Regions from separate parts of the Homo sapiens genome. Here region 2 is linked to region 1. The links are chromatin loops, found by intact Hi-C in ENCODE. Cell type or tissue: heart right ventricle. All regions are shown on one strand. Links, peaks and the distances in the headings refer to the core of each region. The heading gives the core; the rest is flanking DNA. Region 1 overlaps DCAF6 (DDB1 and CUL4 associated factor 6). Region 2 overlaps ADCY10 (adenylate cyclase 10).

What was found. Peaks named below come from ENCODE experiments on the same cell type or tissue, not always from the same donor. Only the 100,000 strongest peaks of a DNase experiment are listed, where the experiment ranks them.
Region 2: it touches region 1 in a loop (25-fold over the local background); 2 of 110 quality-filtered maps call a loop at or near these places.

What each region holds. Positions count from the first base shown.
Region 1 is chr1:168,070,137-168,085,713 of GRCh38, forward strand. It overlaps DCAF6 (DDB1 and CUL4 associated factor 6), which reads left to right. Exons shown (of 22, transcript NM_001198956.2): 22 at 5,235-5,700. The coding sequence ends at 5,299. It overlaps GPR161 (G protein-coupled receptor 161), which reads right to left. Exons shown (of 6, transcript NM_001375883.1): 6 at 9,406-15,577. The coding sequence ends at 15,395. Among named protein-coding and RNA genes, the nearest start is that of GPR161, 59 kb to the right of the region's middle. RefSeq lists a silencer at 12,155-12,449 and an enhancer at 15,401-15,577. In heart right ventricle, for the core only: no CTCF peak of the experiment used is centred there; no DNase peak of the experiment used is centred there; H3K27ac peaks cover 806 bases.
Region 2 is chr1:167,836,490-167,852,066 of GRCh38, forward strand. It overlaps ADCY10 (adenylate cyclase 10), which reads right to left. Exons shown (of 33, transcript NM_018417.6): 19 at 11,872-12,000; 20 at 9,496-9,774; 21 at 9,074-9,364; 22 at 760-829; 23 at 1-51. Among named protein-coding and RNA genes, the nearest start is that of ADCY10, 70 kb to the right of the region's middle. In heart right ventricle, for the core only: no CTCF peak of the experiment used is centred there; no DNase peak of the experiment used is centred there.

The DNA.
Region 1 (15,577 bases), core at 2,647-10,646:
GTTTTATAATATAAAAATTCTCTTTCATTTCTTTTTGCCAGCAATCAAAAAGACAATTTCTAGTTGGTTTAGTCAGCTTATCTTCTTGCTTCTCTTATACAAAATACTAGATAGAATAAAGTGCCCAAGAGTTAACATTTCTGCTGCCCTTATCTTTAAGATATCTAGTTATTTGATGGGTCAGTTAGTCAACCACTCTTTTTCTCTCCTATCCAGTGTCCTGCAGTCCAAATACAATAATGTGTGCATATTCAGGAGAGTTAAAAATGGACTTGGATCAAATAAGCACATGGTAGCCACAAAGTACCTCTCGGCTCATCCATTACTCCAGAAGGCTTCCTAGGAAGTCCAGGGAATAGATACGGACAGTTTCTTTCTGTTGGAGCTGTGATTTTTAATGAAGGAGCCTCTTAAAATCATCTGTAGGGGTTTTACAAACTACAAATACTTACCTAGGTCTCACCTGCTAAAGATTCTGGTTCATTTTAGCTGGATAGAGATTAAGCGTCTACATTTTTAAAAAGCAACCAAAGTTAATCTCATGAATAATGCACTAAAGACTGCTAGTCTAGTGGCCACTTGAGATGGAAAGGCATTTCTGACATCCCTAGAAGCTTTGAGAGGCTTTGGAAAGATGGTAATGGTTTGCATGGATCATTCTAGACTCCTCTAGAATGTCTTAGAATCACTTTACTGCCCTGCTTAAAATTCTCCTTTGCCCACACATGTTCTTAGGGTAGAGTCCAAATGTGTTAACATGTCTTATAAAACCCTGCATTATCTCTTGACATTCTTCCCATTATACCTCTGGATCTTAGCACAGATAGTTATCATTTCTCTGTCATGGGTTTGCAAAGCCTGTTATCCTATTGAGATCACAATCACTTATTAAATCGTTCACAGATTGACTCCCTCAGTAAGTGATACTAACTTTACTCCAGAATAGACCTAATATTTATATACCCTTGATCTCCCTGCTTCTACTTCTCTTGTCCTCATAGTCTGATTTTCACACAGCAGCCAGAGGGATCCTTTCAAAACAGGTCAGTTAATTTTTTTGTTAATGGCCAGATATGGTTTTTATTGTAACCACTCAACTCTGCCATTGTAATGCAAAAACAGCCATAGACCATATGTAAATGAACAGGTATGGCACTTATAATAAAACTTAATATATAAAAACAGAGCCAGGTACAGTGGCTCACGCCTGTAATCTCAGCACTTTGGGAGGCTGAGGCAGGTGAATCACCTGAGGTCAGGAATTCAAGACCAGCCTCGCCAACATGGCAAAACCCCGTCTCTATAAAAATAAAAAATAAAAAAAATTATAAATACAAAAATACAAAAATTAGCTGGACGTGATGGTGCACACCTGTAATCCCAGCTACTTGGGAGGCTGAGGCAGGAGAGTCACTTTAACTTGGGAGGTAGAGGTTGCAGTGAGCCAAAATTGCGCCACTACACTCCAGCCTGGGTGACAGATTGAGACTCTGTCTCAAACAAAACCAAAATCAGGCAGTGGGCTGTATTTGCCTATGGGCTATAGTCTGCTACCACCTTTTTAAAACACAAATTAGATACCACCCCCTCTTAAAATTCTCAGGGACTCCCTATTGCTCTTAAAGTAAAACCCAGACTTCTTACTCTGGCCTTCAAGGTCCTACATGACATACATTCTGCCAACCTCTGACTTCCACTCAGTCCACCTTTTTTTCTAGCTCACTACATTTTAGCCATACTGGCCTCTCTTCCTCAAACTCATCAAGCTTAGTAGCACATTTAGGACCTTTTCACTTGTTCATCTGCCCAACTTTGCCCCCAGGACTTCACATACAATTGAGGTCTTAGCTCCAATATCACCTCCTTAGAAAAGTCTTCCCTGGTAGTGCGGTGGCTCATGCCTGTAATCCCAGCACTTTGGGAGGCCGAGGCGGGTAGATCACGAGGTCAGGAGATTGAGACCAGCCTGGCCAACATGGTGAAATCCCATCTGTACTGAAAAATACAAAAATTAGCTGGGTGTGGTGGCGCGTGCCTGTAGTCCCAGCTACTTGGGAGGCTGAGGCAGGAGAATCGCCTGAACCCAGGAGGTGGAGGTTGTAGTGAGCCGAGATCGCACCACTGCACTCCAGCCTGGTGACAGAGGGAGAATCAGTCTAAAAAAAAAAAAAAAAAAAAAAAAAAAAAAAGAAAAGAAAAGTCTTCCCTGGTCACTCAATCTAAAGTTGTTTTCTGTGTCTTCTCATATCTTCCCTCTCACTTAGTCATTCTTGTTCATTGCCTTATTTTCCTCAAGTACTTATCACTCTTAAGCTTTAATTTCTTTATTTATTGTCTTATTACAGATTAGAGGAGAAAAATACAGGTGGTACCTTGTTTGTTGTCTATCTTCCTCCTTAGAAAGTAAGCTTATAAAGAGCAGAGACCCAGTTTGTCTTAATTTGCAGCTGGGTCTTTAGGCTCCTAAAACAGTGCCTACCACATAGTAGTTGCTTAACAAATACTGAGTATTCTGGTAAATAAGTACACATCTAGTATCAAATCTCTAGCTAACAATGAATTTGTATTATTTCTTTTAAAGAAAGTAAATAAATTCTTTGTAAAGGGTAGCCTGGAAAATAAAACAACAGTGTTTTTTGTGAAACACAGGCTTCCATTGGGAAATTTTTTTCTTATCTACCTTCCCTCCCTCTGCAGCAAACTCAGTGTCTCTTCATATCATTATCTTCCCCAGTTTCCTGAAGAAATATTCTAACAGAATAAAAGGAACCTTTCTACAAATGTAAACCTTATTTACAAAAGCAATTTGACATTGCTACTTCTGAAAAACAGTATACATAGACATCCTGGCTAACATGGTGAAACCCCATCTCTACTAAAAACAAAAAAATCAGCCGGGTGTGGTGGCACGCTCCTGTAGTCCCAGCTACTCGGGAGGGCGAGACAGGAGAATCGCTTGAACCCGGGAGGCGGAGGTTGCAGTGAGCCAAGATCGCGCCACTGCACTCCAGCCTGGGCGATAGAGCGAGACTCGGTCTCAAAAAAAAAAGAAGAAAAAGAAAAACAGTATACATAGAAGTGATTCTTATTTCCAGTTTTTATTTAAGAGAACACACTGTTCTTCAGACCTCCTTGTCTATAATTGCCAACCAGAGATTTGTATAAGTGTTAACTGCTTTGCAGCCTTACTACTTCAGTAGCATTTCATGAACAGAAGATTTAATTAATTCTGAGAAGTTGGGCTTACATTCTGGAAGAGGTGACTATGCATCAGTTAAATGAATTGAATTTGAGGAGAGAACAACTATTCTGCTTTCCTCATTTCAGAAGCCACTGTCACTTATTCTGTGACCTATCGTAAGACTCTTGGCCCTCATTTGTCTCTTTATTGTGTGCCTCTGAGTGTAAAAGTCTAACCTCTACTGCAAACTCCCTGATTTAAAGGCTGTGACATTTTTTTCTTAACTCTCTATTATCCCATCTTCTTTATAATGTGACAACCAAAAGAAATTTGAGTAAGAAGCCTGCCAACTTTGAGATAGGCCGTTACTGCTTCATCATGCTCTAACATGACAGGATAGGTTTCTTGAATATATTCAGTCATACTCAGGATTCCCATTCCTGAGCCCTACTTAAGTAGAATAGCAACTTCATGTTTTGTTCTCTCTTGAAAGTATCACACAATAAAAACAATGTAATTTTTTTTATACTAATATCCCTTAGGTAGCCTTTTATTGGTCAGAAATTCTTCTACTGTGTTTAAATTCCTTACTGATCTATAAAGGTCTATTCAAATCTTATTTTGTTCATTTATTTTATAAATATGTATTGAATACATATTTATAAAATAAATGAACAAAATAAGATTTGAATAGACCTTTATAGATCAGTAAGGAATTGAATACTTATTTGTATTCAATACCTATTTGTATAATTAAGGTTATAAAGGTTACACATACATTATGTCATTGGTTTGACATTGGATTAGAGTTGGCATAGAGGAGATTTAATCTAATTCACTTGGACAATTAAACAATTAAAAGGGACATATAGTCCCTTCAGTGTACTGTTCTTGGTGCTGTTGACCTAGGATCCAGTGGGAGCATTTAATCCTGTGTAGATAATAAATAAAATCTCAGGATTCAGTCTTCTCTTGCTGTTGACAGTGGGACTGAACTGTTTTCCTTATGCTTAACCTTAATATTTTCCATGTTACTATGTGGAAATGTTTCTGGGGCAGAAACATCCTAGTTCCATCTCAGTGATGGTAGTGATTTTATGCTGTTGCCTTCTTCACAATACCCTTATGTAATGTATCTTACCTTCATAAAACTTATATTCATTTATTCAGTAAACCTTCATTGAACATCCTATACTAGGCTCTGAGGATATAAAGATAAAAAGAAGTAACTCCTGCCCTCCAGGAACTCTCAATCTGGTCTGCAGGAAGACATGCAAACGACTATTACTGTAATTAGGATCATCATTATGAAGTTCATATAAGATATTCTAGAATGTGGAGGAGGGAGTTCATAATTCTGCAGATAGCCTGTTTGGAAATGTCCAGGAAAAGTTTCACCAAGGGTATAATAGTTGTATTGAGATGAGTAAACCTTTATAGCTAAAGAATTGGGCAAAAGTATCCCAAGCAGAGGAATAGCAAGTGTAATTCCTGAAAACTTGAACGAGCATACTGTACTCACCAGTTTGTAAGTTTATATTCACTTGAGTATTTAACCTAAATAAGCTCCTTGAGACCAGAAATTTACATCTGTTTTGGTCACCATTGTATTCTCAGGTTTTATCACAATGCCTGGAACATAGTATTTAATTTAAAAAAATCTTTTTACAAACAGAATTACACAAATCCTCAACAATCGTCCACATATTTTCTCTCACACAGCTGCCTCCTCACTCCCCTTTGCAGCACCTGATGTACCTCCTTAGAAACCTAGACTCCAAAGAACACTGTTTGACAACCACTGCAGTAGAACATAATATATCAAGATTTTAGGAGTGGGTTTCTTTTTTCATTTTTACATGTTTTAGAATAACATGCATAATCAAAGCTAATAATACTGTGTTTTCTTTACTCTTTTATTTGCCTCTAAAGACATCCACACATAGTGGTGAACTGATTTTTAATGCGTTTTAAATAAAAGGCATTGAAAAATATTAATAATTGTAATTACTAAAAGTATTTCTCTTTGCGATTCTCTTATCTGTGTTTCCAGACCGGTTGGAGGGTGACAGATCAGAAGGCTCTGGTCAAGAGAATGAAAATGAGGATGAGGAATAATAAACTCTTTTTGGCAAGCACTTAAATGTTCTGAAATTTGTATAAGACATTTATTATATTTTTTTCTTTACAGAGCTTTAGTGCAATTTTAAGGTTATGGTTTTTGGAGTTTTTCCCTTTTTTTGGGATAACCTAACATTGGTTTGGAATGATTGTGTGCATGAATTTGGGAGATTGTATAAAACAAAACTAGCAGAATGTTTTTAAAACTTTTTGCCGTGTATGAGGAGTGCTAGAAAATGCAAAGTGCAATATTTTCCCTAACCTTCAAATGTGGGAGCTTGGATCAATGTTGAAGAATAATTTTCATCATAGTGAAAATGTTGGTTCAAATAAATTTCTACACTTGCCATTTGCATGTTTGTTGCTTTCTAATTAAAGAAACTGGTTGTTTTAAGATACCCTGAATTTGACTTTTTATTTAATGCCTTGCTACTTTGACCCACAGTTTTCCAATCTCTCCTGTAGCATACGATGACTATTTTTCTATATTTTCTAGATTTAACAACCTTTTCCTTTTTTGCTTGTGTGGGATAGAATCACATAGAAGGACTTCCTTCATTTCTCCTTCCACGGTACAGCTGACCCTTGAGCAACCCAGGGGTTAGTGGCACCAGCCCCCCTCACAGTTGAAGATTCATGTGTAACTGTTGACTTCCCAAAAATTTGACCATTAACAGCCTGTTGATCGCAAGCCTTACTGATAGCATGGTCAATTAACACATATTTTGTATATTTTATGTGTTATATTCTATACTCTTACAATAAAGTAAGCTACAGAAAAAGTGTTATTAAGAAAATCATAAGGAAGAGAAAATATATTTACTGTTCACTAGGTGGAAATGGATCATCATAAAGGTCTTCACTGTTGAGAAGGCCGAGGAAGAAGGAGGCGTTGGTCTTGCTGTCTGAGGGATGGCAGAGGAAATCCACATATAGGTGGATCTATGTAGTTCAAACCTGTGTTGTTCAAGGGCCAACTATACTTTATTTTTACCTCCAGTCGTTATCGCTCCTGATCAGTGGAACCTCATTACACAAATAAAGGAGTTAGTCTTCAAGCAGAAATGACTGAGAGCATCATGGGTAGCTCACATAGTAGCATAAAGTAGCCCTGAAGGAAATGGCTTCTGGCCTCTCACTCCAAATTTTAAATTTCACTGCAAGTTATTGACCATCCAGTCTAATTTCTGCTCTTCCTTAACTCTAGTATCCACCTCCATTCAAGTCATCTACACCCAGACCTACATATCCTATAGGTTATGACCCAAAACTGCTCCTGCAGACCTAACCCTTCAATCATCCTCCCTCACTTCTACTAAATTTTCATTCTGCTGGTATCTTCCCCTCAGCCTATTCATGTGCTCATGTCTCTTCAGTCCATTCACAAAATAAATCTTTTCTTAACACCAAATTATTCTCTCTATACTTTCTGATTTCTCTCCTCCTCTTGTCATCCATATGAGCACAATACATGTCCATGGCTTCTCTTTGCTACTTTCTTGATATACAAAGCCACTTCCGGAACCCAGACCTGCCAGGTGGGAGTGAGGCAGTTAGTTCACTGCCTCATAATATCTTGGAGGCAAAATCGCAAGCATGGCAGAGTGTTGGGTTTAGTGGTCCGCGATTTCAAAGGCACGCTCACTGTCGCGCACACCCTCACACACACGCTTGGCCTTTGCTATTGTAGGTTTCTGGGATGGCACATCATTTCTCCCTTTTAGTGGGGAAAGTCTTTGAGCTTCCATTCAGTGGGCTCTTAGGAACTGTCTCACTTGTGAAGGACAGAAATAAACCCAGCAACTTCTCCATGACCTATAGTCCAGCCAGTAACTATCTTCACTATACCTCCTTGCCAGCCAGTAGCTGGAGAAGACATTGAATTACATGCTGGACTGATTATTGACCCCATCTTGAAACAGCTATTCAGTGCTGCCAAAATTATAACACTTACAAAAGAAAGAAAATGTTGGAGTTGTCAAGGTCAGAGCTACGGATCATATGACAGCTTATCCATCACCATCAGCACCAGCCTTGAGCTCTAGCTTTTGCTCACACTCTGGAAGTGGATGTGATATCATTGGTGACTATACATGGTGGCTGAAAGAGGCCAGTGCCAATGCAAATGTGATGGCTTGCCATGGTCATCTCAATCCTGGGCCCCTGTCTGTTGATGCTTTTAGTGTTTGTGCTGTTAACAGCTGCCCTTTTTTGTTGAAAGTAGTCAATCTCTTATTGTTTAATTAGCAGATAGTTGAAATGTTCCTATTATTTTCAGGAATCTAAATATCTTGGAGAGAAAGGACAAAGTCAGATACTGAGAGTAAGACATAATATCTCCTGGCTGAGCCACGACTGGTCTCACGGACCAGTCAGTAGTCAAGCAGAGCATCCCTCTTCCATATGGAGAACAAGGATCTCCTCCACAGCCAGAGACATCTGCTGCTGAGAAGGTTAGCTTTTTGTGTAGAGGAAATAACTGCAGTAGGTTATTACTCAGTAAGCTCAGTAGGTTCAGCTGGACTTCAACATCCAGCTTGACAAAGGCACATATGTATCCACATTAGGAAACGTCGTAAATGATCAAGAGGATAGAATCAGAGCTTTAGCCAAACAAGGTCACTTTATGACTTCCGAAAAGTGCAAGGGTCTTAGTTTCTGGTTTTCAGTTATGTACCTTGCTCAAGACACCTGACTTCTCTGGGTTTGTTCCCTCTCTAAAGGGGGTGGTCATATTTGCCCTACCTATGTCACAGGGGCTGTTAGGGCAAGATGAAGCCATAAGATTGACGAATTGTTATACAGGATAACTGAAAAGACGACTCTAAGCACACAGTATGTCATTCCTTCCACTGTAGTAAGACAGTAACAGGGATGTGTTATAGCGGGGTGTTGGGAAATTGACAGGACAGAGGATACTGGAGGACTAGTGGGGTGAAGGAGTAACTGTCAGGAAAAACAATAGAAGAAAGTCAAAATGGTATTCATCTGCTCTAGTGCAGGATGTTGATGGGGGAGAGTGGGGCTATGGGAACTCTACTTTCTCTCAGTTTTGCTGTGAATCTAAAACTGCTCTAAAAAAATTTTTTTTTAAAGTATTTGTTGGCCAGGCACGGTGGCTCACACCTGTAATCCCAGCACTTTGGGAGGCCGAGGTGGGCAGATCACGAGGTCAGGAGTTCAAGAGCAGCTGACCAACATGGTGAAACCCTGCCTCTACTAAAAATAGAAAAATTAGCCGGGCATGGTGGCATGTGCCTGTAATCCCAGCTACTCAGGAGACTGAGGCAGGAGAATAGCTTGAACCGGGAGGCAGAGATTGCAGTGAGCCGAGATCACGCCATTGCACTCCAGCCTGGGCAACAGAGCGAGACTCCATCTCAAAAAAATAAAAAAAGTATTTGTTAAATGAACTGGGTCCCCCACCCACAGTGATTTTGCAGTTTTGATGGTGTGTATTGCTCAGAAGCAGGGCAAGCCAGACAAGCCGTCAGGAGGCAGCAAAGAGAGAAAACATTCTACAGAGGCAGAATTCACAAGTGCCAGCTGCTTCCAAGATTGGGTGTGTGTCAGAGGACCCCAGAAAGCTCAGCAAACTGGACCGTAGGGCCACCATCCACTTGGAAGATGATTTCAGTGGTAGCAGGTAAGGGGGTCAGGAAAAGGTGGGTTTCGTGCCCCGAGGTGGTTCTGAGTCTCAATGGTAACGATAATCTGCCTCTTGCCCTCTTTGACTTTTGATTATGGGGTAGAAAATACATCTGTAGATGGATAGACAGGGCATAGCTCCCATAAAAACTCTGGGTTAAGAGTGTTTCTTGGGCATGGTGAGAAGTAGGTCATTTAAACAGTTATCTGAATTTAATTGCCTTGGAGGAATTTATGAAAATGCATGGATGAGTATTTGCAGGTGACTCTGGTATGGGCACTCCCCCACCAATTCTGCAGTAATCCACCCCTTTCTGCTCAGTCTCCCTCGCTTTAGCCCATGGGAAGGGAGGTTGACAATAGGGATATGGCTGCAGAAAATGGGAGAAAGGCAGAGGCACCCAACAAAGTCCACAGACCACAAGTCCAAGTACAAATTCACCATTTCCACAGTATACACATACCAAAAACATATTTAATCAGGTAAACAAAAATTCCAAATACATTGTTGCTTATTTATAAATATTGATTTATAATAATCCTAAACTTTTTTTTAACCTTAAAAAAATCATCCAAAGACTTCAAGTTAAATATATTTCAGGATTAGCCAGGGATTTTTGTTTTTCGAGGGTTGGTTTTTAACCACTTCTTCATCCAGCGGTCTATTATGAGAACACAACACAGTCCTCTGTCCCTTAAGCATGCAGGTTCCTTCTACTGCTCTCAGTGTGGTCTTGTCTGCCAGGCCTGTGATTCTCCCTAGGACTGTCTTTTCCTCTGGGAGGACTGACTCACCTGTGATTTGTGGTATTTCAAACTAGTGAAAAAAGGAAAAACAAAAGTGGCATTTGATTCCTAAGCTATTACTACTACCCAGGAAAATGCTTGCTGAGAGAAATGAACATAGCTTTGTGTATTGCATTCTAAAAATAACACCAAAATTGTGCTTTTGTAATCTTGTGCAGATTTGAGTTTGTGCTTTGATGTTTTCAAAGGAATCTTCAAGGTATTGGAAATACTTTGGAATCCAAAGTATTTGTTAGATACTTTCCAGTGAGTCCAGTCACTTTCCTTGGGCCTTCAGTTTTTTTTAGGTCTGGCCAGCAGATATTAATATCTCCCAAGATCCTTGGTTTATAATAGTTCTACATACCTAATAAAGCCCTGCTGGCCTGTTCTGTGATACTGATGACTCTTAACTATACCTCATCTTCCTTGACCTATAAGACTAGCTCCTTGCTTTTCTCATCCCCTTGGCCAAGACTTGGAGTTTGGCTTTGACTCTGGCTTAACTTACTTTGAGACCTCAGACAATTGCCCTGGATTCTGTGTCCCCTCTCCCAACCCACAAGGACAGTATGGCTCTGCTCCTTCTTATAGGCATATATGGCTAATCACAGCCATTCTCCTTTGCCTACAGTGAAGACGGTAATTTCCTCTCTCTCCCACAGGCTCCATCTGGGGTTCTGCATATATTGTGGGTAGCATCCCTGCCCTGCCTCTTAGGGGCTTGGAGGATTAGGGATTCTGTGAACCCAAGAGCCACAGCCAGGCAGTCACTCTGTCACTACAGGACAGAGCTGTCCTCAGCAACCAAGGGCATTTCTCAGGGAGAATGTCCTTTCTGGACTGTAAGGAAGGTCAAGCTGTATTTGTGCTATGATTTGGAACGTTACACCAGGCCCTGGGGATTTGATCATCTTTGATAGTCATTCCGGACAAATTAGAATGATTTTATCTTTGTACAAACAGGCCAGTAGCATAGAGGATAGACTTTTTCTTTTTTTTCTTTTTTTAGGCGGGGTTTCGCTCTTGTTGCCCAGGCTGGAGTGCAATGGCGCGATCTCGGCTCACTGCAACCTCCGCCTCCTGGGTTTAAGTGATTCTCCTGCCTCAGGCTCCTGAGTAGCTGGGATTACAGGCGCCCACCACCACGCGCAACTAATTTTGTATTTTTAGTAGAGACGGGGTTTCTCCATATTGGTCAGGCTGGTCTCGAACTCCTGACCTCAGGTGATCTGCCCATCTCGACCCCCCAAAGTGCTGGGATTACAGGCGTGAGCTACCACGCCCGGCTGAGGATAGACATTTTTAATAGAAAATCTCATTTTGGCTCCCTTAGACTTCTCAAGTTCCAGATGCTACTTAGCCTTTCCTCCCTGCTCTCTATTGCCTGCTCTTCCTCACCACATCCCTGCTTTTCTGAAAGTCCTTCCTTGCTGTGCAACAAATATGACAAAATTCCCAAGGCAAAAACCTTTAACACCTCCCATCTAGGATAACACTTATATTTTCAAGATTCTCACTTCATTATAGAGATCCCTATAAAAAGGAATAATACACCCTCCCCACAGAGATACTGTGAAGAAACACCAGTGGCTCAGCTTCAGCTGCACCCCAGGCATTGTGCTGCATGCTTTCCAAGTATTTCCTCATAGAATCCAGACAGTCACCCTGTGACGGAGGACTCCCTCAATCCTGTGTGTCTCCACATTGAAACAGATGACTAAACTTCCCTTCACAGATGAGGAAACTCATAAGTAGTGACTTGTTTGAAAACACCCATGTAATTGGAAGCACGGGATCTGAACTCATGACTTAACCATACCCACGTCTTCACCATCCTCACTATATCACACTTGCACTGGGGTAAAATGAGATAAAGCATTTGGAAGTACCTAACACAGCACCTAGCACATCATAGGCCCTCAAATGTCAAACAGGTCAGGCCCACAGAAGGCAGTCACATGCCAGCTCACTGCCTCCTCTTTATAGCCACATCATCCTCAGTTCCTTCCAGACAGGACACAGCCAGGGCTCAAGGCTGAACACATGTTGTGAATGTATCTTGTGGTCCATCCAGAGACATGTCTAATCTGCAAGTATCTAAGAGGCATATTGTCGGGATGGAAAATATTCAGGGAAATCTGAAGAGACTAACCATCTGTCATTGTATCAAAGCATTTTTCCTCCGTCTCCTGTCTCAACCCAAATTCCTTAGCCTATCTATTGCAAATATTTAGTCTCATTGGTTGTTCACTTGTTTACAGAAAGACCACATAGTAGCTCCTCAAATAAGAATCAAGGAACATTGGCACTAGATGGCCCTTGTCTTACACTCCTCAACTCTGCTTCTCCAGGAGCAGTGATCTACCTAAGATCACTCAGTGGCAATACCTGTGAACCTGGATGGGGTCATGCATGTAAGCAGGCTAGCCAGGTGGTCCTTGGTCACCAAGGCCGTGGACTACACGATAAGGGCAAAGGAATTCAAAACAAGAGTGCCCAGCCAGAGGCAAACAAGCTCTCAGGTTCATCCTTGGCTCTGCACAGCCACACCGCTGCCACCTAGTGTCTAAGGGCCTGAACTTCAGTCTTGGTGCCTCTGGCCAGGGAAATGGCTGTGTTGAGCTGTGTGTGTGCTCTGTAATGTGGGACTCCCAATGCCTTCTGGGTCAAAACAACCCCAAACCTGGTATCTGTGGCATAGCACAGGGACCCAATAAGGCGGAAATCTCAATGAAAGAGGCAGAGGTGGGCAGCAGTCCTAAATGTGGTCTTGTCAAAACCAGAAGACACAGGACTGAGTTGTTTAAGCTAACGAGTAGCCAAATGTCCCATGTGCCACTGTCCATGTGGTCCCATCAGGAAGGCTGCAGGCCTGCCACTGCATGGCAGTTTACAGCTAAAGAGCCTGGGTTTAGTGGGGGCACTTGGGGTTTCGACCTTCTGCACTAACGGCAGATATCCTCAGAAATGCTCTCAGGAACTTCAAAATGTGTGAAAATTCTCTTTTCCTTCTCCCCCACACCCCCTTCTCTCTTTCTCTCTAGCTGAATAAAGGCAAATTTGAATTCCTGAATATGGAAAATATGGTTCTAGCTGCCAAGCATCCTTCAAGACTTAGCTCAAACTGTCACTTACCTCATGGAGCCATCCCTAACTCCATATTTGGAAATACCCACCTCCCTCTGAAGCCACACTTCTTTCTATAACCACGACTTGACTTTGCTAGTTATTAGAATCGGTATCCACAGGTCCTGCTCCCTAAATCAGAGTGCACACTTTAGTGGTATTGCCTACAGAGCCTAGCCTGGTGCTTCGCATACACTGGATGTGCAGTGTCTGGTAGACGACTAAATGAATTGGACCTCAGTAAAAAAAGGGAAACACAGTGAATCATTTTGTGAAATGCAGTATTTCTAGATTTAGATTAAATTCTATAATAGCCCAGCTAGTGTGGGGTCAGTGGGGGAGTGGGGGGCTGTCTCAGGATTCTTTCCCTAGAGCCCAGTCTAGTACAGTCAGGGGAACATTCTCCAACCCTTGCGTTTCAAAGCCAAGCTGCTGCACTCAAGAATGCCTACACCTAACCAGCAACCCATCCTAGAGATAAAGGTCTCTCTGCCCTGTTCCACCTCTGTGCACACTAGTTGATCAGGAATATGGTCCCTTCAGAAAGTAGACAAGTGCTAGAAAAAAATATATACAGGGAATATATATAGAAAACGTGAACCACACGCAGACGTAGGAATGCCATCCAGTGATGGAAGCAGAGTGTCTGACCTGCACAGGTGAACCTGCCCTCTGCTCCTTCCCACTCCCATCCAGAAGCTAGGCCAGCGCCTGGCATCCAGGTGACCCAGAATAGTTGAGTTCAATCACCACAGGTAGCAAGACTCCAGGCCTCATGAAAGGTCTTTTACAAACTGCAGACCAGGGGACCAGCTAACCATTGGTTTCTGCCACACAACACAAAAACACAACCTCACCAGGAGCTAGCTGGGCCCCAAAGAAAAAACCACAAGGGTAATTCACTTTCTAGAACAGCTGCCTCTCAGCAACCAGCAAGATCTCCTTGGAATCTACCTTCTGCCAACCAAAGCAGAGAAGTCCTGAACTTATTTAGTCATGATGCAGGCCAAGGGCAGACGCAAGAGGAGATCAGTGGCTTCCCAAGTCATCACAGCAATTACTCCAGGACCAAACTTCAACTGCTGTTCCAGCACAAAGGGAGGAGAAGAGAGGTTTAACCATCCCAATCACATTCCTGTGCTTCCCCTTCTGAGATGGTGACCCTGCCCCTCATGCATCTTGGTGGCTGGCATTCTATCCAGATTGTGCTCTAATGGACAGGGCAGACAAAGCCACAGAACCTTGATCTGCCTGCACTTCACATGTGCATGAGCAACCACACTCCAAAGTTATACAAAGGTCGGTCCGTGGGTCTGCTTTTGTGTTTTACCTATCTCTGCTTTACAAATCCTGAGAACACCAAAGGTCAGAGCTGGAAATGATCTTGGAGACCATTCAATCCAACTCCACTCTGTTTTCCCACTTTACAGAGGACCTAGAAAGGTGACAAGATGTCCAAATGACATGTGCACACAAAGACAGAGCTGGGCCAATAACCCAGGTTGCTGGCTGTGGGTCCAGGGCTGCTTCTATCTTATTTATACCAGGCTTGTGATAATAGTAACTGTTGCTCTTGGGAGTGTGCCATGCAGAACTGAGGCCAGCTATTTTCATTGGTCACTCAAACATCACACATAGAATCTATTTAATGAGGCTTTCCCATGTGAACAAATTCCCTTCCATAATAACAGTTTCTCTATTTCCTGGCTGTGCTTGGCACTACAGTCCCATTCAGTCCGGTAAAACAGTGGTACGTCTTAAATGGATTTTTTTTTTAATTCTGGAAATGAAACACCTAGTACCTGCCCTTCCTCTTGTCTTTTATAGTGGTTTCTCCCTTTTGAAATACCAAAGAACTTGTCAGTAGGGAAGTAGGCAGGGTGGGCCAGTCTGCAAGAGGCCTGTGGCTGTCCCTATTAGCACCAGCAGGTGGCGCCACTGAGGACCGCTCCGAAGCGCTCTGCTCCTGGGTGCTTTCTCTGCGGACCAGTCCTAGAACTGAGGGTCCCACACTGCCCGCATCAACCATGTAGAGGCACCAGGACGGTCGCGTGTCATTAGGAAGAAGTGCTGTGTCATCCTTCACAGTACACTGGGGAGGGTTCTCCTCCTGAGGCATCTGGCACAGTGCACGGCTGGACTCCCAGCACACTGTGAAGAGGAGGAAATGATGCATGTGGGGGTCTCCTTCCAAGCCCTTCGTCTCTGGTCCTCCCATGCCCCACCTCCCAAAAAGCCACAGCCACATCTCTAGATTTTTTTTTGGTTTTTTTTTTGCTTTAGATGCTTCTGGTCCCATCACTGGGACCTAAAAGAAGCTCACATGTGGTCTCTGGAAATGCTGAAGCTGTGGACTGTAGACATTATTTTCAGTCCTTGTCCTGGTGGCTGCATACCAGATGCTGCTCCTTCCCTGTGTGTGGCCAGCTGTACACAGTGACATGCTCCCAAGGCCGCGGCACAGGCGGTGATGGGAACTCCTCCCCGGGCCAGCCTCTCAGGCTGCAGCCCCACGGCACCCTGAGGCCCTCATCTCTGCTCGGCAGCTAAAACATCTCCTTCTTCGATGCTCTGCAACTGCAGCCTCTGGCTCACAAGAGTTCTGCTGCCTCGGCGGCCCCCGAAGCCGCCCCCCGGGACAGTCCGTGCTGTAACCAAGACCCCTGGCAAAGCCTCCTCCCCAAATAAGTTGATTTTGGCTTCGGCCTCAAT
Region 2 (15,577 bases), core at 4,044-12,043, 230 kb before region 1:
GTTAAAACGTGGTCAAAGAAATTCAAGATCTTTTCTCTTATTTCTTCAGGACTGTCCATATGCAGAAATAAATAATAGTAACTTATACAGTATCACTTTTGATATTAAAATATCTTTAGGCCAGACGCGGTGGCTCACGCCTGTAATTCCAGCAGTTTGGGAGGCCGAAGCTGGTGGATCATCTGAGATCAGGAGTTCAAGACCAGCCTGGCCAACCTGGTGAAACCCCATCTCTACTAAAAATATAAAAATTAGGCCGGGTGCGGTGGCTCATGCCTGTAATCCCAGCACTTTGGGAGGCCAAGGCAAGTGGATCACGAGGTCAGGAGATCAAGACCATCCTGGCTAACACGGTGAAATCCCGTCTCTACTAAAAATACAAAAAATTAGCCGGGTGTGGTGGCAGGCGCCTGTAGTCCCAGTTATTCAGGAGGCTGAGGCAGGAGAATCACTTGAACCCAGAAGGCGGAGGTTGCAGTGAGCTGAGATTGTGGCATTGCACTCCAGCCTGGGTGACAGAGCGAGACTCCATCTTGAAAAAATAAATAAATAAAATAAAATATCTTTAAAAACAAAAGAGCAGGATAATAAAACCTAGTGTGGATACTACTGACTAAACTCACCATGCATACCCCCCAAAGTTTCCCACTTGCATCTAAGAGGTCAAAAGTACTGGCCAGACAAATGATTCTAATAGTGTTCTGAATTTAATGACAATTATTTATGCTCTACTTCCTAAACAATGATATATGCCTCTACCTGCGATTTTCAGGAAAAAATGCAGATGTCTCAGGAATCTCTGAGTTGGACAAGATAAGCTTTTCTTCAGCTAGAAAATAAACAAATGAGTTGTATGGGTCATTGAAATGTTCTCTGCAGTGGAGATATCTGCTGTCTACCCAAGACTCTTGTTCCCTTTTCGGAGTTGTTGCTGCCCAGCCAGAAACCACATTGCCTAGTCCCCATTGTATCTTAGGTGAAGCCACGTGATGAGTTCTCACAATAGAATTAGATCAGAAGTAATATATGTCACCTCTAGGCTAAGATGGTTATGTGTCTTCTCTGCCTTCTCTTTCCACAAGAAAGCAAGTAATTCTAAGAACCTGAAGGATAGCAAACCCACAAGTTGGGAGGAGCCTGGGTCCCTTGCTAACTGCATGCAAAGCCATTGGTCAACACTTGCATTGGATTATTTCATAAGGGGGAAATAATCACTCTCTTGTGTTAATCCACAGAAATGCTGGGGTTTGTGATAGCTAATAACATTATCCTAACTCATTTATTCTGCAATAAAAACTATGAATTAAACCTGAAGAAAGTGACATCAATTTCCAGTGGAGAAATATAGATAATTAAATGAAATACCCCAAAAGGTTAACTGAAGGGCAGAGAATCTTAAATTAAAAACCTCAGTCTAAGCAGACTTGAACAGGTTAGAAAATTCCATAATGATCTTAAAACAGAAAACAAATGAGGCTTGTCTAGTCCAGCCATTTCTCCCTTCAGGCAGAAGAAAGAATCCCAGAGAGGGGAATGAACTTGTCTCAGGTCATACATCTGTTAGTGGTGGAGGCAGGACTAGAACTTAGGTTTTCTGGCTCCCAGGCTAATGCATTACTCCATACATCTTATAGATGCAGTTTGAACATCTAAGAAGTTACCACCTTCTTCTGAAAGCCCTCTGTGCTCTTGCCTCCATAGATAAGTACCCCAACTCCTGTGTGCCCGTCAACCCTGTGCAGACCTGTATCATAGTCCTTATTGTACTGCACAGAGATCAATTTGGCCACCTCTTCTCCTAGATTACTATTTATTGATTCCTTAGTGACTAGCAGCTGAATATATTGAATTATGACCCTGTCCCCCTACTTCTCTAAAACTGCTGTTGTTAAAGTTACCTGTGGCCACCATGTTGCCACATCCAAAGGCTACATCTTTGTCTGCACTTGATTACCTCTCAGCAGCATTTAATACAAGTGACCACTCTCCCTTTTCACTGATTCTTTTAGCACACATTGTTTTGTGTGTTATAAGGGAATTGGTTGCCTACTTAATTGGCTACTATTCGTCTACCAACATTCTAAATGTTGGTAAACCTCAGTTTGGTCCTGGGCTCCGTTCTCCTTTCACAATTTCTCCCTAGGCAGTTTCATCTGCCCATGACTTTTAATTACATTCATATGCTAATGGATTTCCATTTTATATATCTAAGCCTCGACATCTACTTTAACTACAGACCCATATATTCAAATACCACCTTGGCAACTGCCATTTGAATGTGTAATAGGCATTTCAAAATTAACATGATTCAAACAGAAACTCTCGAATCTCTCCTCCAGAAACTTATACCCACTTACAACTTTTCCTAACATAGTAAGCATCACTGTCATATATCCATTTTCTCAAGACAAAAACCTGCGCAAGATCCTTGATTATTTTCTTTTTCTTACCCCCTTCCCTATTCAGTCCATCAGAAAGTCCCGTTGACCATACCCAAAAACATATCTGAATTCATCGTCTTCTGTCCATCTTCACTACAGCACCACCTCAGTCCATTACCAAAATTTTACCTGGACAACTGCAAAAAACTAATCTCCCTTCTATTCCTATCCTTTTCAATCTCTTTCTGTAGAGAAGGCAGTACCATTTAAAAAGCATGATTCAGATCTCTGTGGCAGGAACTGCCGGTTTCCCAACTCAATCTCCATTGTCCCTTTTCTCATTAGTAATAGACAGCGACATTCTTCAGCTTCCCTTGCAACTGGATATAGTCATGTGAGTAGGTTCTGATCAATGGGATGTAAGAGGAAATACTGGGTAGGACTTTTAGAAGATCCTTTAAAAGGGAGGGGATATCCTTTCATGTTTTGGCTTCTTTTCTCCTTCTGGCATTAAACATGCTGGCTGGAGCCTCAGCAGCTGTTTTGGACCAAGGACCCTGATGATCATGAAGCCTCCATACTAGTCCCAGTGATGAGGCAAGCCTTTTACATGAGAAATACATAAATACAATACATTTAATAATAAATAAATTTAAGCCACACTAGCTAGGTCCTTATTATATGCAGCCAATACTCATTCTAATTGATATATTTCCAATGTGTTCCAATTCACTTAGACTGAAATTTAGACTATTTATCAAAGTCTACAAGGCCCCTTGAAGATTTTATTACTTAATCTGTTCATTGTCTGTCAGTTGCCATTAAAATTCAAATTTATAAGAAGAGACATGTCTATCTTAATAATAAAATAAAAATTGATAATAAATGTCTACCATTTTTCACTACTATGGTCCGAATATCTAGGTCACTTCCTGGCACATGGTAGACGCTTAATAAATGTTTGTTGCATAAACGCACGTTTGTTGAAAATAAATCAATCAGTAAAATGAAAATGCTATTCCTTCTTCAACATTCTATGTATTTTTTATGTTTAAAGTTGTAATGGTGGCCAGGCACAGTGGCTCATCCCTATAATCCCAACACTTTGGGAGGCTGAGGTGGGAGGATCGTTTGAGTCCAGGAGTTTGAGACTAGCTTGGGCAACATGGCAAGACCTGTCTATAAAAAAAAAAAAAAGAAAAGAAAAAAAAATTAGCAGCACATGGTGGCATGTGCCTGTAGTCCCACCTACTTGGGAGTCTGAGGTGGGAGGATGGCTTGAGCCTGGAAGTTTGAGGCTGCACTAAGCCCAGATCATGCCACTACATTCCAGCCTGGGCAACAGAGCAAGACCCTGTCTCAAAAAAAAAAAATGGTAATGGTGATAGAATGGGATGCAAAGATTGGATAGATAAAGCAAATAGAATCAGGGCATATGAGGTATGCTCTTTGTCATTATGTCATTTATTGCTTGGGTGAATCATATTATTATTACTATTTTTTTTGGATGGAGTTTCACTCTGTTGCCTAGGCTGGAGCGCAGTGGTGCAATCTTAGCTCACTGCAACCTCTGCCTCCTGGATTCAAGCGATTCTCCTGCCTCAGCCTCCCAAGTAGCTGGGACTATAGGCGTGTCCCACCATGCCTGGCTAATTTTTTGTATTTTTAGTGGAGATGGGGTTTCACTGTGTTAGCTAGGATGGTCTCAATCTCCTGACCTTGTGATCTGCCTGCCTCGGCCTCACAAAGTGCTGCAATTACAGGCATGAGCAACCGTGCCCAACCAGAATCATATTATTTTTGATTCTCATTTTTTTCATTTACAAAGGAGATATTATATTAAGAGTTTCCTACTACAAGGAGAATCTGTAAAAATCAAAAGAAAAAAACATACAAATGCCTATAGGTTCTCAAATGAAAAGAGAAAAGCAAAGATATCACCTGCCCACCTTATGGTTTCAAAGAACTAAAACTAAGACTTTAGGTTCAAGATGTCAGACTACCTCTTGGGTTTATCTTCTGTCTCCCCAGGTTCAGGACATTTTACCTAACTAAATGAGAATAAAATGATTTTTTTTTTTTTTTTTTGAGACAGGGCCTTGTTCTGTCGCTCAGGCTGGAGTGCAGTGGCGCCATCATAGCTCACTGCAGCCTCAACCTCCCTGGCTCAAATGATCTTCCCACCTCAGCCTCCTGAGTAGCTGGGGCTACAGGCACCTGCCACCACACCCAGCTAATTTTTTTGTATTTTTTGTAGAGGGAGAGTTCATCATGCTTCTCTGGTTTGTCTTGAACTCTTGAGCTCAAGCAATCCACCTGTCTCAGCCTCCCAAAGTGCTGGGATTACAGGTGAGCCACTGTGCCTGGCAAGAATAAAATGATCTCTAAAAGTATAAATTCAACATGTATAGAATGGAAGGGCCACGCTCCTGTCTTAGGGTCACTGCATTCTCTACCCCTCTGCCTAGAACAGTCTTCCCCAGCCACTCACACAGCAAAATCCCTCACTTCCTCTGTCTTTACATGAATCTTGCTTTGCAGTGAAGTCACCCAAATGGCTCTGCGCTCCTCCTACCCAACATTCTTTTCTGTTTTTCCCCATGGGATTTATCGCTTATACTATATGCTTTCCTTTTTTTTTTTTTTTTTTTTTAAGAGTTGGGGTCTTGCTTTGTCACCCAGGCTGGAGTATAGTAGGGTGAACATGGCTTACTGCAGTCTCAAACTTTCGGGCTCAAGCAATACTCTTGAGTAGCTGGGACTACAGGCACAAGCCATCGCACCTGGCTAATTCTTTTTTTAAGAGATGGGGTCTTGCTATCCTGCCCAGGCTGGTCTTGAACCCTTGGCCTCAAGCCTCCAAAGCCACTGGGATTATAGGCATGAGTCACTGCACCCAGATATTTACTTCTTTATTATGTTTTTGTTCTCCACTGTCTACTTTTCTCCAACAGAATGCTGTTTTGTTCACCGATGCATTTCAGATGCCTAGAGCAGTAAGCAATGCCTGGCACATAAATAAATAATTGTGGAATGAGTAAATGAAATGCTGAATGAAAGTTCAACATATCTGTAGAAGATAAAGGAGTGAGAAGAGTAGTCACTGATGAAATAGGTGGAAGAAGCTGAAGGACAGCCCCCAGGAGGGTAAACCGTTGGAATGAATCAAGACTTAGAAAATAACAGTTCTTAAGAAGGACATGAGGATCAAAAGAGAATTGAAAGGGACCAGCTACCAGCTTCCTCCCTATCTGATTCACACATAATGCAGTAGCCCTGAATCTCCTCCAATTATGTCTTTTTTTTCCCCTTTTGGGGAGAGCAGTGGCCATGATCACGGCTCACTGCATCCTTGAACTCCTGGGCTCAAGAGATCCTCCCACCTCAACTTCCTGAGAAACTGGGACTATAGATGTGTGCCATCATACCTGGCTAATTTTCTTATTTTTAGTTTTTTGTAGAGACAGAGTCTCAGTTTGTTGTCCAGGCTGGTCTTGAACCAGCCCTGGCTTGAACCTGGCTTCAAGTGATCCTTCCACCTCAGCTTCCCAAAGTGCTGGGATTACAAGCGTGAGCCACCACACTTGGTCCCAATTATGTCCTTGACCAGTATTGCCTAAAGGTTATACTCCACACTTTGGGAGGTTCAGGGATAAAGGATAGACAGAGTATCTATCTGTCTAGGATAGATTAAAGCAGGATATTTTAAGGAAGACACTGCAAAAAAAAAAACGTTTCCTAGTAACCCTAGGGAAAATAAACATTTGTTAAGAAATCTATTCACAGTATATTACTTGGTTTGTAATGGACAACATTTACATAGTCTTAATAATGTAAACACTTCATTGGCTTATCTAATGCCAGTTATATGACAATATAGGGGAGAGGGGCCGAGGAGTGGTGTAACAGAGTTAAATCCTCATCTGCCATAGCCAGAAAACAGATGTCAGAATTTGATTTTCTTAAAAATCAGTAAAAGCAATGTTAATATACCATTTAGTATATGGAGGTAATGACTAGAAAGAACAGCTAAATTAAAAATGTTTGCCCCTGACTGGAATTACTGAAGGTGTGTGGGACGGTCGGCCATGGGATTACTGTTTTGTGATACGACATTTAGGGAATTTACAAAGTCTCTAAAGTTTGTCGAGTCGATAGCCTTCTGAACAGGTGAAAAATTCTGATAAGAGAAATAGTAGAGCTGTGGCCTCACTCAGGTGGAGGTGCTGATGGAAGGGATACCAGCAGACATTATTCAGAGACATTTGGTCATATATGTTCCAGAGCTGAACTGCCAGTTGATTGGAAAATCTGCAAATAACTGAAATTGTTTGCTTTGATGACACTAGTCAACCTGCTCAAGGCCAGCTGCTCAAACTGACCTATATTCTAGCTGTCAGTGTATTTTAGCTTATTTTATCCCCCAAAATAAAACATCAATCTACCAAAAAATGCATCTATGTATATGTATGTGTGTGTACATGTGTATGTGTGTGTGTATATGTATGACTCACTGACCCCGCACAGTCAAATATTCTTCTTTCCCCTTTCCCTCATCTCTTTCCATCATTTCATCTCCTACTGATACTTTCATTGGTTCTTTGAATAGGGCCCTGTGTGGGATCCTTCACTAAAGCTTCCTTAATTCAGGCAGCGCATCTTCTCGGTGCTCCAGTCTGTCCCCCTTATCCCTGTCTCATTCTAGCAGTCCACACCCAAGGGTCTTGTTACCCTCCCAAGGGCACCCTGGGAAGAACTTAAAATGGTTCCAGACTGGCTGTTTCTCCCAGGTGGGTTTTATCTGATCCATGAGAAACCCTCACACATCCTTTCCCACAGTCTGGGATGGCAGCTTGATCCCAATGCAGCCACAGGCCACTTCAGCCTTCTTAGGCATGAGGCAGGCCCCAGTGTTCTATGTCCTCTGATTCTAAGGAAGACACCTCACCAGGCTTGAGGTGATGAAGTAAACAACCCACTTGAGGAGGGCACACAGCACCTCATCAGTTCTCACCAAAGAGATCTCTTCACAAATCCTGACCCTCTACATCCTCTTCCTCATTTCTATGTCTTAGGTCTGGGCGAAGGATCCAAGATTATAATTGATTCTCAGCTATTTCTTTTGTAATTCTGTATATCCACTGCCTCAGTTTGAATTGCAGCATTAGTTGTATCTTGGTGCTCTGGCACAAATTTCAATTTCAACATAATATTACACACATACCACTTTTGTGATAATAATATTACCAATTTTGTAAAAATATAACAAACAAGAGAGAATTTAATAAATGCTAGTAATAGAACTAGACTCAGGTAGGTGTACATTCCCCTGACATCTTCCCTGCCCAGTGCAGATGAGACTATTGCTGAAGTCTTATCCTCTTTGTACTCAAGCTCTCAGAGGACTAAAAATCTTCATGGTCCAGATCCTAAGGCTCTGAACCTACAGCCTGATTCCTGTTTTCCAAAAAGGGAGATGGACTAGTGTTAGTGCAGTTTCAACAACATGCTCGTCCCACTGTGCAAAGCTGCAACTTTCTCATTCTCTTGATTTCTACTTCATGCTGTGTCTACGAACTTCCTATCTTCTGGCAAGTATTACCTAAAATCCAACCCCACATTTGGGGGAGCTCAGGTATAATGAGCAGAGGATGAACTTAGGAATTAGACTGATGGCAGATTGAATAAAGCCTGTCACTCATTCTGTGGTATTGGGTAAGTTACTTAAGCTTCCAGAACCACAATTTAAAAAATCTATACAATGAAAACAACCCTCATCAACCTTAAAGGGTTAATATGAGGATCCACTGAGAAGGCACATGAAATGGAGAACGAATGAGAAAAAAAAGTTTATTTTGCACCTGCTATGTACTAGGCAGTTTAGATACATTTCTTCCTGATTTTTAATATCCTTATAATATAGGAGTCCTCTACTTGTAGCCTCTGATTTCCCAACCAGATTTAGCCATAATCACCAAGGTCCTCTGACTAGAGTAGGCAGCCCATTAGGAGCTCCCTGGCCACCATGAATGGGGGCTAGAATTGGTGGTGTTGCTCTGTGTCTGACACCCATCATGCCCATAGTGACTGAGTCTTTGGGTCCTTACACCCCCTGAATCCTCTGCTATGTTTTCTCAGATCACATGGCTGGTTGGTATTATTGGCTTGTAACTTTTTAACTTTTGCTTCTCCGATGGTCTTGAATTCTTGCCCTGAAACCAAGCCCTGTTTTCTGGAGCCCTGACCTGCTTAGCCCTGGCTAATTCTCTCTCAGTCATGTTCTTTACCCACTGGAACCTGTTTCAAACTAGACCAACAAAGCAATAATATTCTTATCTGCCAAGAAACACCATGTCATCATGTCAGATTGTACCCCCCTTTGGATTCCATCCTTTGGTGTGAATTAAGTGGGATATTTTAGTTTGAGTTCTGGTCACATCCCATTTTGCCAGAGCCCCTATCCCCAAACCCTCCCTGACAGTTATAGTGAGATTGGTTCGCTAGACTCAATACAGGTACATTCCCTTACTTTTCTCTTCCCCATTGGCCTAGGCTGCTGAAGTCTCATCATTCTTTGTGCCCAAGCCGCTTATGAGACTTGAAGCCCTCAAGATCCACACCCACTCCTTCTAGATCTTAGTCTCTAGATTTCCCAAGAACAGTTAGGATAATTTTAAAATGAAGTAGGTTACTTTTAAATCCATGAGACATAGCCATCTTTTTAATGGCATCCATGTCTAAAGCGTTGAGCCGAATATTCACTGTGAAGTGATGATAGGGAATGAAGTCCCTGCCTCGGCAGTGGTCACATCTGTGGGCATCTTCTTCTAAAAAGCGGGCACATTTCAAGTGCATGGCTTTTCTCTGGTCCTTGAGCCACAGCTCGTAGGCTGTTTTCTGCATCATAGGGTTACAGAATCGAATCCTGTGGCACTCGATCACCTCATTCTCCAGTTCACGAAGCTGTTCCTCTTCACCGTGATCTGGAGAGAGCAAAAAGGGTTTTTCAGCCAGGCAGTGGGCAACAGATCAGCCCCTTCTACCTAACATAGGTCAATTCTTTGATCTAGATGGGTCCTTAAGAGGAAATTGGGTCACTCCAGGTGCTACTCACCCATCCCTTCACTGGGCTTCAGAGACAAGGAACGATAGTGCACCTCAAATGAGGGATCATTCTGTTTCAGGGCCTTTTGAAGCTCCTTGCCATTCCGGAAACAATAAAAAATGTTAGATTCCACTAGGGTTGCCAGGGTCTTGATCATCATCTTCATATTCCAACAGGGGAGAATCTCAAACAACAACTCAGTGGTGAAGGTCAGGCCAATGATGGCAGCACATCTCACCAGCATTTGGTGGGAAAGTCTCATGCTATCCAGCTGGATCAGAGAGATTTCTGCAGGTAGAAGGCCACACAGTAGAAAACTAGTTATTTATCTTTATCTAATATGCTGTATTTAATATAGAGCAGGTGGACAACCATCCTGCTCTACAGTTCTTGTTGCAAGAAACTCAGCCAAGCTAAGTCAAAAGAAGTATTTGTTTAGTACCTAATTTGTGGATAGCACTTGTGCTGGGAGTACTAAAGATGCAGGCTTATGGCCTAGAAAGACACACAGCACAATGACCTGACAAAATTAAGATCTATTTCATGGTGTTCTGATTTTGTGCTAAAGTGTGACAAGTGTGTGTGAGGAGAGGAGAGGACATTGTAATCACTATTGTCAGAAGGAGCAGGCCCTGCCATTCCTGTGCTTTGTTGACTTCCTCAGCTGGTCCTTTTGTATCTTCTTCTCTGCCTCCCCTTTCTCCTAGAAACTCCTGGTTTCTCTCTATCTGCCCTAGAAATTTATGTATTCTCATGACATACATTATCATCTCTGTGTCATGACCAAGTGTCAGAGAGTTCACAGCTCCTATCCCAACTTTTCATCTAAGCTTGAATATCGGTAGCTCATGTGACTTTCTGGACATTTTGACCAGGATGTCCTTCTGTTAGGGACAAAATTAGAATTTCTCAACTTGCCCAAAAAACACAGTAGAAACTAAGCTAGTCCATCCTCTTTTTTTTTTTTTGAGATGGAGTCTCACTCTTGTTGCCCAAGCTGGAGTGCAATGGCTGATCTCGGCTCACTGCAACCTCCGCCTCCTGGGTTCAAGAGATTCTCCTGCCTCAGCCTCTTGAGTAGCTGGGATTATAGGCACCCACCACCATGCCCGGCTAATTTTTTGTGTTTGTAGGAGAGATGGGATTTCACCATGTTGACCAGGCTGGTCTCGAACTCCTGACCTCAGGTGATCCACCTGCCTCGGCCTCCCAAAGTGCTGGGATTACAGGTGTGAGCTACTGCCTTCTTACATTAGTAGACACAGCTAACGAAACATAAATGGCACTCTTTTGAAGACTGAGGACCTTGAGATGTCCCTAGGCCACCTTTCTAAACATTGAAAGTTGCTTATGGATGGCATGAATTGGAGCTGAGTTCATACTAAAACATTCCTTGAAAGTCATTTTTCTTTAAAAGAATAATAATACATCTTTCTTTCTTTCTTTCTTTCTTTTTTGAGACAGAGTTTTTCTCTTGTTGCCCAGGCTGGAGTGCAATGGCGTGATCTCGGCTCACTGCAACCTCCGCCTCCTGGGTTCAAGCAATTCTCCTGCCTCAGTCTCCTCAGTAGCTGGGATTACATGCATGCGCCACCATGCCCGGCTAATTTTTTTTTGTATTTTTAGTAGAGACGGGGTTTCTCCATGTTGGTCAGGCTGGTCTCTAGAACTTCTGACCTCAAGTGATCCACCCGACTTGGCCTCCCAAAATGCTGGGATTACAGGAGTAAGCCACTGTGCCTGGCCAATAATATGTCTTTCATATAAACTCGTTTGTCATTTCTTTCTCATAAAAGTGGATGACAGGAAGTATCTCAGTATTAGATTTTCTCCCTCATTATTTGGTTTCTGTTTAATTGAAAATGTACAATATTTCATTCTTTTATGCAGATCCCAGAATATACACAGGGGGAAAGATGGCTCTTAGGAGCAAAGCCAAGCCTACCCTGAGCCTTCTCACTGCTTCAGGCAGTACAGAGCAAACAGACAAACAACCAATGTTGCTGTTTTTCTTTTTCCTTTTAAAAACAGACATCCTAGAGAAAGCCAAAGTGGAGTTTAGGGACTAGAAAATAAATACCAGGTCAGATTTTCTTTTCTTTTTTTTTTTGAGATGGAGTCTCACTCTGTCACCCAGGCTGGAGTGCAGTGGCTCACTGCAACCTCCGCCTCCCAGGTTCAAGCAATTCTCCTGCCTCAGCTTCCCGAGTAGCTGGGATTACAGGTGTGTGCCTGGCTAATTTTTTTGTATTTTTAGTAGATACGGGGTTTCACCATATTGGCCAGGCTGGTCTCAAACTCCTGACCTTGTGATCCGCCCGCCTCGGCCTCCCAAAGTGCTGGGATTACAGGCGTGAGCCACTGCGCCCGGCCAGATTTTCTTACCTTTTAATGACGTTGGAGGTGACAGGTTTTTCAGTCTGACACCACTTGTGAGGTGACAGACTTCTTCACTTTCCTTATCACTATGGAGAGTAACCATGTTTAACTTCTCTGTTAGCTTAATGGAATACTCTACAGGGGTATAAAAGGGAAGAAAAGTTGAGTCATTATCCTGTCTTATAAGGTCTGATTTTCCAATGAACTTTGAGATGGATCTCATATGAGGAAGACTGGGCAGAGATGTATATTGGCTCACCAAATATTCTGGAAACCTTTTTTTTGTTTTGTTTTGTTTTGTTTTTTGTTTTTTTGAGGTGGAGTCTCTCACTGTCGCCCAGGCTGGAGTGCAGTGGCGTGATCTTTGCTCACTGCAACCTCCGCCTCCCAGGTTCAAGCGATTCCTGCCTCAGCCTCCCAAGTAGCTGGGATTACAGCCGCCCACTACCATGCCTGGCTAATTTCTGTAGAGATGAGGTTTCACCATGTTGGCCAGGCTGTTCTCAAACTCCTGACCTCAAGTGATCTGCCTGCCTCGGCCTCCCAAAGTGCTGGGATTACAGGTATGAGCCACACTGCACCAGGCCGCTGGAAACCTTATTCTAAGTAAAACTGATTCATGAAAATCTAGATGTACTCAAAAATGTTTTGTCTCCCTCTGCCAACCCTGCCCAACCAAAAGAATTGGCACTATTGATGTCTTCCATAGGATATAAGGCTTTACAAACGTTTGATTCACAGTCAGATTATCAGAATGTATTATATATGTATTATGTATATACATAATGTATATCAGAATGTATTATTATATATATACATAAACATATATTTGTATGTATACATTTACATACCCACACTCAGTTACAAACACATTCTGTGAGGCACTGTACTCTAATTAGGACATAGCTACTATCAGAGATATTTTAAATGGTGAAGTTTGAATAGTAAATGTGCCTAGTAATTTGGTTTCCTAGTACTCCAAAATGCATTATTTTTCTATCCCTTCAGCCATTCATGTAGTCCTTGGTAGCGGCAAGACTGTGCTAGGTGAGGTGGAAATAGGAAGGTGAATAAAACCAAGTTCCTTATTTCCTGGAGCTCTAAGTCATGTACACTAAGAGCTGGACTGCCAGGCAGTAGATGAGTGCCATGTGATTGGGCACATACAGTAAGCACCAGAGTTCACATCAATACAGGACATATTTATTAAGGACTTTCTGTGCATCATATCCAGTGAAGGCTATCAATGTGAATAACACATGCTTCCAGCCCTCAAGAGGCTTAAAAATCTGTGGAGACAGATACATAAGTAACTAATTATAACATCAGGATGGGTGACTTAAGAGCTAAAGAGCAAAGAGTAACATGTTGTGGGAACAGAAAATAACAATTAAATCAGACTTGGTGGATTCAGAAAGGCTTGATAGGGGAGGAAGTACTTTGATCCTTGAAGGATGAAGAGATATTCTAAGCGGCAAGTGGAGGAGAGGCCAACGCGAAGGCACAGGAACCTCAGAGTACTTAGCGAGTTAGGGGAATGGAGCGGCCCAGCGTGACTAAAGTGCAGGGCCTGGAGTGCTCAGGTGCTATGTGGGAGACGTGTTTGGAGAGCTAGTTTGGGAGCAGAGCATGGAGGGCATTAAACACCATAATATGAAGACTGGACTTTATAGACAAGAGGGAAAGGTCACAGATTTCTGAAGAGGAGATAGTAGTAATCCAACTAGTCGTATTTAGGAAGGTACCACTGGAAGCAGCATATGGAAAAGGCGAGAGACTAGGACAGGGAAGACTATGTAAGGAGCTATAACAATGGAATGTCAAGAAGTGAGGATGGATAGAACCAGGCAAGTGGTTCAGCAAGGAGAAAGCAAATACTAAAGATATGGAGGAAATGGGGCCTAAGCAAGACAGTGATAGAAGTGACAGAGACACGAAGTACAGAAGGAGGGGTGGTTGAGCGGGAGGATAATGCATGAAGTTTTAGATTTATTAAGTTTAAGGGAATCTGTGGAATAGTTCAATGGGCAATTGGAAATATGGGTGTGGAATTAAGGGTGAGGTTAGGGTTCGACACACACGAAGGCTGAGAAATAGATGAGTAAATGAAAACAACTGGGGAGAGAGTTGTTTCCAATTCTGGCAAGCTAGCAAGAGGAAAGGGTTAAGGATAGAACTTGAAGAATGTCCCAGGAGGAGTAGACCCAGGTAGAGAGCCAAGGATTATCTGAGGACTGGTCAGAGAGGGGAACAGGAGGAGTGTGGGGTCAGGAAAGCCAAGGGAGGATAGCATACCAAAAAGGGGGCCGTGTGTGTGTGTGTGTGTGTGTGTGTGTGTGTGTGTGTGTGTGTGTTGGGAGTAGGAGAGTGGGGCTCAAGGATATGACGTGGTCCATGCTATTTTATGCTTATTTCCCCTTCCAGGACCTAGCATTGAGACAACCATTCTTTCCATCACTCAACCAGTATTAACTGATTGCCTCTAGGTGCTAGGAATTTTCCTAGGATTGGGGATTCAGGAGAGCACAAAACTCCATGCCTCATGAAGCTCACATTCTAGTGGGAAACAAACATTAAACAATAGATAAATACATTAAAAGGATAATCTCGTAATTCAATTATGTGAAAGAAATAAAAGGGTGATAGACAGAATGTACTCCCTACTCAGGTTCGCCTGTTGTCAGCCTTTGCCCTATTTACTATATCCTAGGTTCCTTCTATGTGTACATATTTTTCTGAAGCATTTGAATATAAGTCACATACATCACACCCTATACTCCCAAATACTTTACTCTGTATTTTCTAAAAATATTGACACTCTTTTGTTTGTTTGTTTGTTTTGTTTTTTTGAGACAGGGTCTCACTCCTGTTGCCCAGGCTGGAGTGGAGAGTTGTGATCATAGCTTGCTGCAGCCTCAACCTCCCTGGCTCAAGCAATCCTCCCACCTCAGCCTCCCAGGTAGCTGGGACTACAGGCGTGCGACACCACACCCGGCTAATTTTTGTATTTTTAGTAGAGATGGGGTTTTGTCATGTTGCCCAGGAAGGTCTCAAACTCCTGGGCTCAAGCAATCCGCCCGCCTCAGACTCCCAAAGTACTGGGATTATAGGTGTGGGCCACTGCACCTGGCCAACACTCTCTCATATAACTAGAATATAGTTATCACCTTCAAGAAACTTAACATTGGTCGGGCACAGTGGCTCACGCCTGTAATCCCAGCATTTTGGGAGGCCGAGGTGGGTGGATCACAAGTTCAGGAGTTCAAGACCAGCCTGGCCAAGGTGGTGAAACCCCGTCTCTACTAAAAATGCAAAAAAAATTAGTCAGGCATGGTGGCAGTTGCCTGTAATCCCAGATACTCGGGAGGCTGAGGCAGAGAATTGCTTGAACCCAGGAGGCGGAGGCTGCAGTGAGCCAAGATCGTGCCACTGCACTCCAGCCTGGGCGACAGAGTGTCTCAAAAAAAAAAAAAAAGAAATTTAACATTGATACAATACTTTAGTCTACTGTCCATATCCCAATTTTGTGAATTGATCAAATAATATCCTTTAACATTCTCTTTTCTTCCAGTATAGGATCCAGTCCAGGATTATGTATCATATTTATTTTTTTAATTGAAGTGAAATTCACCTAACATGCAATTAATTATTTTAAAGTATACAATTCAGCGGCCTGTAGTGCATTCACAATATTATGTAACCAGAATCTCTC